Regions from separate parts of the Homo sapiens genome. Here region 1 is linked to region 2. Evidence: chromatin loops called from intact Hi-C (ENCODE). Cell type or tissue: right lobe of liver. All regions are shown on one strand.

Region 1 (4,000 bases), 400 kb after region 2:
TCAGATTGGCAGGTGTCCTTTGTCATCTCATAAAGGAATTAAAGTGACCTGAGAAAATGTCCTCTGGGTAAGATCAATGCCACCTGTACTCTGTCCTTGCCCAAACTCTTTCATCAGAGCTCTCATGTGCATCAGCCCTTCCCCACTCCCTTCAAGCCTGTACAGCCTGGGCATGACAATAAATTTGGTCCTTTAGCAATAGCATGTACAACTCCCAGGTTATTGTCTATCCTTTTTGAGAACTCAATAGGATTATTATTATTTGAGACAGAGTGTTACCCTTGTTGTCCAGTGGGAGTGCAATGGTGCGATCTCGGCTCACTGCAACCTCTGCCTCCGGGGTTCAAGCGATTCTCCTGCCTCCTGAGTAGCTGGGATTACAGGTGACCATCGCCACGCCCAGCTAATTTTTGTATTTTTAGTAGAGATGGGGTTTCAGCATGTTGGCCAGGCTTGTCTCGAACTCCTGACCTCAGGTGATCGACCTGCTTTGGCCTCCCAAAGTGCTGGGATTACAGGTGTGAGCCACCATGCCTGGCCAGGATTATTTGATTGGAAATGTGAAAATAAGAAACAAAACAAAAATACCCCAGGAGACAAATTATATTTGTCTAAGGTAGAAGGCTTCGAAGTATTCCCCACTGTGAAAGAAAACATTATACTTAAAATATACCCAATTCTTCATTGAATAGTTGATTTAACTTTTTTTTAATTTAACTTTTTATTGGGGGAAAAAAGGTCAGTAGAGCAAAGGTTTCTATAGCAACCTGGCAGCCGCACCTCTGGTAACCTATGAAATAATTAAGTTGAGAGGTGCAACTAGGTCAGAGAAGAGCTTTATGGGAATCGGCTGACCAATGAGTATATAATTGGAATAAGTGAAGATCACAGCCCACTCACCCAGGAGGAAGCAAGTAGGTCTTTATAAAGGCCCGAGGCTGCATCACTCTTCCCTATTATCAGGAGGGCCTTCACCTGGGGTGAGAGACAAGGCGTGTGCATGTTGTGCCTATGTTTTCAGGATGGGAAGTGGTGGGGAAGTGCATTAAAGAATGAAAAAAACAAAACCTAAGAAAACAGAAAGCTTAACAGAAACATGTTGTTCCTATGTTTTCAGGATGGGAAGCGGTGGGGGAATGCATTAAAGAAGGAAAAAAAACCCACAAAACCTGAGAAAACAGAAAGCTTAAGGTTTGAGTTAGAAGTCTGGCACTACCCAGACTAGACGATCCCTGCTGCTCCTGCTAATCTGGTAAGAGTGGGCAGGCCTCTTTTTGATGGGGGAGAAGGGTCGGCGGGGAGGCCTATTGTTATTCCCCTATAACCGGCTGGACTTGGGAGTAAAGCGATATGTGGACAAGAAAACAGGAAGACCAGGATGGGCATGCTGGCAGTTACAAAAAACCTAGGCTTGGGAACCTGAAGGTTTGCCAACATTAGGAAGGCTGAGCTATCCGAGAGACACATTCCTTTCAGTCCTCATTCTTCCCTATCCTGCAACCTATTCCAACCACTGTAAGTTCCCATTATGCCTACAAGTGGCAGATAAAAAACTGGTACTTAATACAGAGACTGCTGGAAATGAATACCCACCATTAGGCTCTTTTATCTCAGCAACACCTCTGCAAACCGGATGCAAATAGATTAATCAACCCAGTTTCATTTAATGTGGGAATTGCAGAGCATCATACAAGGCAACTGTTTTCTTTTGCATCTGCTGAAGAGCACGAGGGTTGATTTAGAAAAAAATTGTTTCCAGCCTGGGTCACACATTGAAGGAGAGAGAGATGGATTCTCTTTTCTCAGCATCCTGTGGGAGGAAAGCCTGTCGCCTGATCCACATCAGTCCTATCATAGGGGTCAGGGTCCCCATTCTCACCAATCATGCAAATGCCAAAAGACCAGTCTGGGATGCTGCCCAACTTCTTGACCCTGAAAATTGCTTTCTTGTCAACATCATTGCTGTCTCAGAACGCACCTCTGACCTCCCCAATCCCCAAACAGCACACCCAGGTGGCTTATTCGTTACCTTTGATCACATTTGTCTGAGAGAAGGTAGGAGTGCAGGACTGAAGAATGTGTAACTCTGGGGGAGTAGTGGTGAGAGAGGTCAGTTGGGGATAACAACCAGAGCTACAGCACTCATGCGTTGGCTCTAATACTGAAGTCCAGGGTCATTTCCAGCTTGCTGAGTGACCTTCAGTCCTCTATGAGTCACAGCTGCAGCTGAGTCATAGGCAGTGGGAGACAAGCTATGTTTTCCGCTTCTAGGCCTTCTTCCTCATCCCCTCCCATACTCTTCCCAGCTGATTGAGGAAGGAGCTGTGTCTTCTATTATTATTATGACATTTGATGGCTTCGGAGTCATACAGATTTGTCATTTACCACCTGTAGATTACATCCTCTGTCTGAGGTTTAATTTCCTCATCTACAATGAGGAGATAAAATGGTGCTTTATAATATGTCACAGGATTATCGTGAAGTTTAAAGAAGATAAATCATGTAAAAAATGTCTCAAAGTCCCTGTCACACAGTAAGTGCTCGAAGAGTGTGAATCATTATTAAATTACTCCCCCAAATCATTTTGGAAGTTAAATTAGTTGATGAAATCTAATCTTGGAGTCACTGCTATATAGAGGTAAATAGAAGGTTATCTCCACTGTAAATCACTAAATTGGCCATGTGTGTTTAAAATCCATTTATTATGAGTTTGATTAGTGATAATTATCTCCCCAGAACCTCATCACCCTGGAAGAGGAGGCAGTGATCTAATCTAATTTCTGCATCCTAAAAGCTGAGGATCAACCCTCAGCACATGTTGACCCAATCGAAGGCCACATATCCCAAAAAGCTAGGCATGAAACAACACATGGGCTTCTCTCTGAGCTTCCCTAATGCTTGGTAAGGAGTGTATAAATGCATTAACTACCTTCTACCATGAATGTAGTGACTATCTTCTATTAACTACCTTGTTAGACTTCTGTTAGGGTCTATCCCAGGGTTCTCTGTGTTCATACTAACGGAATGATTTGTGCAGCCCATATAGAAGATGATGTCATTGTTCATCACTGTCAGTATAACTTGACCTTTGACCACTTGGGTGCTCCCTGGGTTCTTCTGCACACTTGACCTTTTAGGCATCCCTTGGATGCCCTAACATCATACTCAGCTCTCAATGGAACTGACCAGCTCTCAAATTGAAGGCTATTTTGCGAGGTTCGTTCTCTGGAAACAGCACATTAATCAATATATTCTTTTTTTAGACAGAGTCTCGCTCTATCGCCAAGGGTGGAGTGCAGTGGCACAATCTTGGCTCACTCCAACCTCTGCCTCCCAGGTTGAAGCGATTCTCCTGCCTCAGTCTCTGGAGTAGCTGGGACTACCAGCGCATACCACCATGCCTGGCTAATTTTTGTATTTTTAGTAGAGATGGGGTTTCACCATATTGATCAGACTGGTCTTGAACTCCTGACCTCATGATCCACCCGCCTCGGCCTCCCAAAGTGCTGGGATTACAGGCGTGAGCCACTGTGCCTGGCCTAGTCAAGATGTTTTCTAACAAATTTCTTTATGTTTAATTTGTTTTTTTTGTTTTTCCCTCAAAAGAAAGGAAACTCTGGAAGTGAGCTTCTATGAAATGTTACTAAGTCTTTCCATGACAGATACAGAGATCTAATTTCAGGGCAGTGAGTGCTTTTAATATCCCCCCCAAATCAGTGAAGACCAATTCACCACATAACTTTTCAATCTCAGATTGTAGTCATAGGAAATAGAAAGGCTTCCAGCCTCCAGAGGAAACTTTTTTCCCCCAGAAACAAAGCTTCAGTAATGGCACACACACACAAAACCAAAGGCAAGATCTGTGCGGATATTTTAATTGTTCTAGACACAGTCATCAAAGAACTATCATGTGGGCACCCCTGAAGCACCCCCATGTGTTCCAAATGCAAAGAGTAGAGTCACTTAAATGTTGACAATAAGGTGTGGCCTTGACAGCCTC
Region 2 (4,000 bases):
GATTCACCTTGAGTTGATAGTCCTTGAAGCTACATAGGACTTGGGGATTCACTGTGCTATTTGCTGTAATTATTTCAAGATCTAACACTTTATTTATTCCATTTTCAGATACTCTCTTAACTTACTGGAATAAAGTATCACCTCAGGAGCTCATAAACATTCTTATACTTTTAGAGTAAGTTATATTAATTTATCTTCATATACTTTCCCCTTATTTGGGGAGAATTCAACTGTTACAATTTTTTCTGTTTTTAATAGCTTATTTGCTAATAATGTAGAAAATGTTAAATTATTTTGATAATATAGAGCCTGACATAGAGGTTCTTTACCTGCAGACAGAAGAAAAATGTGAACGTGGAATACTTTGTATACTGCTGAAACTCTAGCTAATAATAAACCATCTTTAAAGCCCAGCAAAAGGCTTTCTGTGATCTGAAAAACTAGAAGTAGTATCATCTGTCGTGCATCATTCATTTGGAACAGATGCTGGATTAGTGGAGCAGTGTAAATGATTGGAATTTAGAATTTGTACTTTCATGTAGAGCTGAGTAATTCTACCCACTGCAGAAATGTGTCTGTGTATTTGTGTGTACACACACACACACACACACACACACACACACACACGTGTATATGTATGTATTCCAAGACTCTTGGGGGGAAACCTAGTCTGGACATGGGAAGTTGTCCTATATTTCATCCTGAGCTATTTTTATATGATTATTGGAAGCTAAAAGAAAAATTAGAGATAGAATGAAATGCAATAAATTTTTAAATAAATAGTACACGTATATGATTTGTATGTGCATGTCTACAAAAACAAAGCATATCAATACAAAACCCTTGGATTAAAGTCTTACAAACTTTTACGGAAAATGTCAGAAGAATAAACAGCAGTTAAGATTTTTTTTTAACTACTGTAATTGTACTGAAATATTTACTAATGAAAATATCTGATGTTGGGGATTTGCTTTAGAAACACAGGGGTAGGGAGGGTGGAGGGATATCAGGGGACCTATTCAGGGCAGAGGTCAAACAAGAATAGCCATGAGTTCAATCATTGTTGAATCTGGGGGATGATTGGGTATGTAGGAGTTAACTATGGTACTCTCCCTACTTTTGTACGCGTTTGAAATTTTTAATAATATAAAGTATTTTAATGCTATTATTTAAAATGTAGAAATTGCCCCAATTTTTAGTGTGGAAGAACCTTTTAGAGATATTATTGACTATGCTGGCGGGCCAGGCGTGGTGGCTCACGCCTGTAATCCCAGCACTTTGGGAAGCTGAGGCAGGAGGATCACTTGAGCCCAGGAGTTTGAGAGCAGCCTGGGCAACATAGTGAGACCTGATCTCTACAAAAAATAAAACATTAGCTGGGCATGGTGATGTGCACCTGTGGTTCCAGGTACTTGGGAGGCAGAGGTGAGAGAATAATTTGAGCCTGGGAGGTCGAGGCTGCAGTGAGCCGCGCATGATCATTCCACTGCCTTCCAGCATGGGTGACAGAGCGAGGTCCTGTGTCAAAAATAAAAAATGACTGATGGAGACCTTTGCTATGATAAGTTACAGAGCATAAAGGGTGATTTGCATTGACAGGTTTTTTAAACCTGTCATTAAAATTGTATATGAAAACATGATGTAATTGTAGCAAATAAATGTAGAAAGAGAATATGGCAAGCCCGCAATTAATTATCTATGTATTTCTGTATAGCAAAACACTTATCATTATAATATGATTTAAATAGGCTATTCTTTGTAACTTATGACTTTTAAAATATCACTTGTTAATCTGTAGAGGATGTTAATATATTACTAACATGCTATTGTTTTTCTTTCTAGAGTATGCTTGTTTCACTTTAGATATATGGGGAAAAGAAACATAGCAAGGTAATTCCCATAGCACTGCAATTTCTACTTTTTCCTTCTCTTCCAACAGAGGGCAATCTTAGTCATGCCATGTAAAACCTAGGTTGCATACTTTGAGTTAACATTGGGATACCGGTGATTTAGTTAACATGTCCCAATTGAAAGTTTAAACGAATGGGAACTTTTACATTTTCAAGCTTCCCAAGGAGTGATGATTAAAGTGATATACAGAGTTTCTACCTTGTGAGATGCTTATCTTTTCTAAAGGAATCCAGAAGAGGCTAGATCCAGGGGAAGGCAGGAAATCATAAAGTGAGGACAACTGTAAGGTCTGTATTTTTGTCTGAAAACTATCAATACTCACCTCAGTTACTAAAGCAAATAGAAATCCCCAACAGCAATTGGGACATAAATGATACATTATCTATTTCCTCTTTTTGCCATGTAAGTCCTAGTGAAATAAATACTTAAGGAAATATTTGAGAGATTCTAAGGTGAAGAAGGTTACTTGCTTATTTCAATGAGATGTATTTTAGGGGTAGAGTTAGTCATTAAAGGAGCTCAAAAACAGTTTTAAAAAATGTTTAATTTTTAAGAGGCTGTGTGGATGGGGATTACTGTTCAGTCTCTGGAACGTCCTAAGGATAGGTAGTTTGGGTGGTGAGGGTTCCAATTTCAACCATGTTTTCCCATAAGTTGGAGCTGGTATGGCCATTGTTACCATGAACCTCAGTCTCTAGGATTCTGTCAACTCTCCCACTACGTTTACTAGAGGATAAACAAACTATTTCTTCCTTAGTCCATGTATGACCCAGTTGTAATTTTTTAAATGGAAACAACATTAAAGTAAAACAAAGAAAAGTTTGTTCATCTTAGCAATGGACATGCTTACAGAGTAAAAATTTCTAATCCAAACTTACCTCAGGTTCAGAAACAGATTAGATTGGCATTCATTCTTGAACATCTGGCTCTAGGAGTTTCCCCTCTCATTTCAACTCTTAGTGAACCTCTGGCTGTCTTCTTCCCACTCTTGCCCTTCCTCACCTCCTGTGAAAAGATTAAATCTTATTGGAGTGTTGGCCACTTATCTCTGATGTTTTTGAGAAGAAGGAGGGAAGTGGAAGCTCTTTCTAAATTCCTTAATTATATTCATATATGCTATTTTAAAGATACATTAAAACTTCATCCAGTTTCTAGTGACACTTCATTTAATCCTTGAGTGTACTACTATGTTTATGTGGAAACCTAATTTTTTTTAGTTAAAAAGATGATAACATTGAGATATGTTATTAGAGCACTCCAGTTCCTGACTTTAAAATTTATTTTAGGGTGCATGATGCCTGGCTGTCAAAACACTTCGGAATAGACCGAAAATCGCAAACCATGCCTGCTCTTCGAAACAGATCAGGAGTAATGCAGGCCCGGCTTCAGCATCTTAGTAGCCTAGAAAGTTCATTTACACTTAATCACAGTAAGTGAAAATGTGTGTGTGGTACCCATTTGACCTTAAAGAAGTCCTGGTTTAAATAATAAAAACTGAAGGTGATGGATACCATAAATACCTTGATCATTACACATTATATGCATGTAACAAAATATCACCTGTATCCCTTAAATATGTATGAAGAAAAGAAGTCCTGGTTTAAATTGCCAATATGATGGGAAATGATTTCCCATACATGTGTTTGCATCTCTCTGCTATGTATATAATCAATTTCATCATACATGACTATAAAATGATAAAATACACATGGATTTTTGAACAATTTTAGGTCATGATGTTTTCTTCTTAGTGTTAAAGAAACTAAATTTTTCCCATGGAATTGCTATTCTCATAATATTTTTATATTGAGTATTCTTCATTCCTACTGTTAGACTTCAATGCAAATATTGACATCTTAATATAATAGTATATGTAATATTTGTTTAGTTACTTTTGGTCATTTAATGATTAGGGAATGAACATGCTGAGTTGACTGCAGAAATCGGTGAATCCTAAATACTAGTTTGGCAAAGGTGTATTTCAGACAGGTTGAAGTATTGACAAGGCAAATAGGGCAAGGAGAGAAATCTTGCCCAACTGCGGAAGCTAGAGGGTTATATAAATGGAAGCTATCCTATGAAAAGCAAA

What was found. A loop is a pair of places that touch in the nucleus more often than their neighbours do. Peaks named below come from ENCODE experiments on the same cell type or tissue, not always from the same donor. Only the 100,000 strongest peaks of a DNase experiment are listed, where the experiment ranks them.
Region 1: it touches region 2 in a loop (5-fold over the local background); 1 of 110 quality-filtered maps calls a loop at or near these places.

Annotation. Positions count from the first base shown.
Region 1 is chrX:119,039,190-119,043,189 of GRCh38, forward strand. No RefSeq gene overlaps it. Among named protein-coding and RNA genes, the nearest start is that of CT47C1, 32 kb to the right of the region's middle. RefSeq lists an enhancer at 1,441-2,640. In right lobe of liver, no CTCF peak of the experiment used is centred here; a DNase peak (open chromatin) is centred at 2,192; H3K27ac peaks cover 1,712 bases.
Region 2 is chrX:118,636,238-118,640,237 of GRCh38, forward strand. It overlaps DOCK11 (dedicator of cytokinesis 11), which reads left to right. Exons shown (of 53, transcript NM_144658.4): 36 at 109-175; 37 at 1,843-1,890; 38 at 3,198-3,340. Among named protein-coding and RNA genes, the nearest start is that of IL13RA1, 89 kb to the right of the region's middle. In right lobe of liver, a CTCF peak has its summit at 1,936 (motif pointing right); no DNase peak of the experiment used is centred here.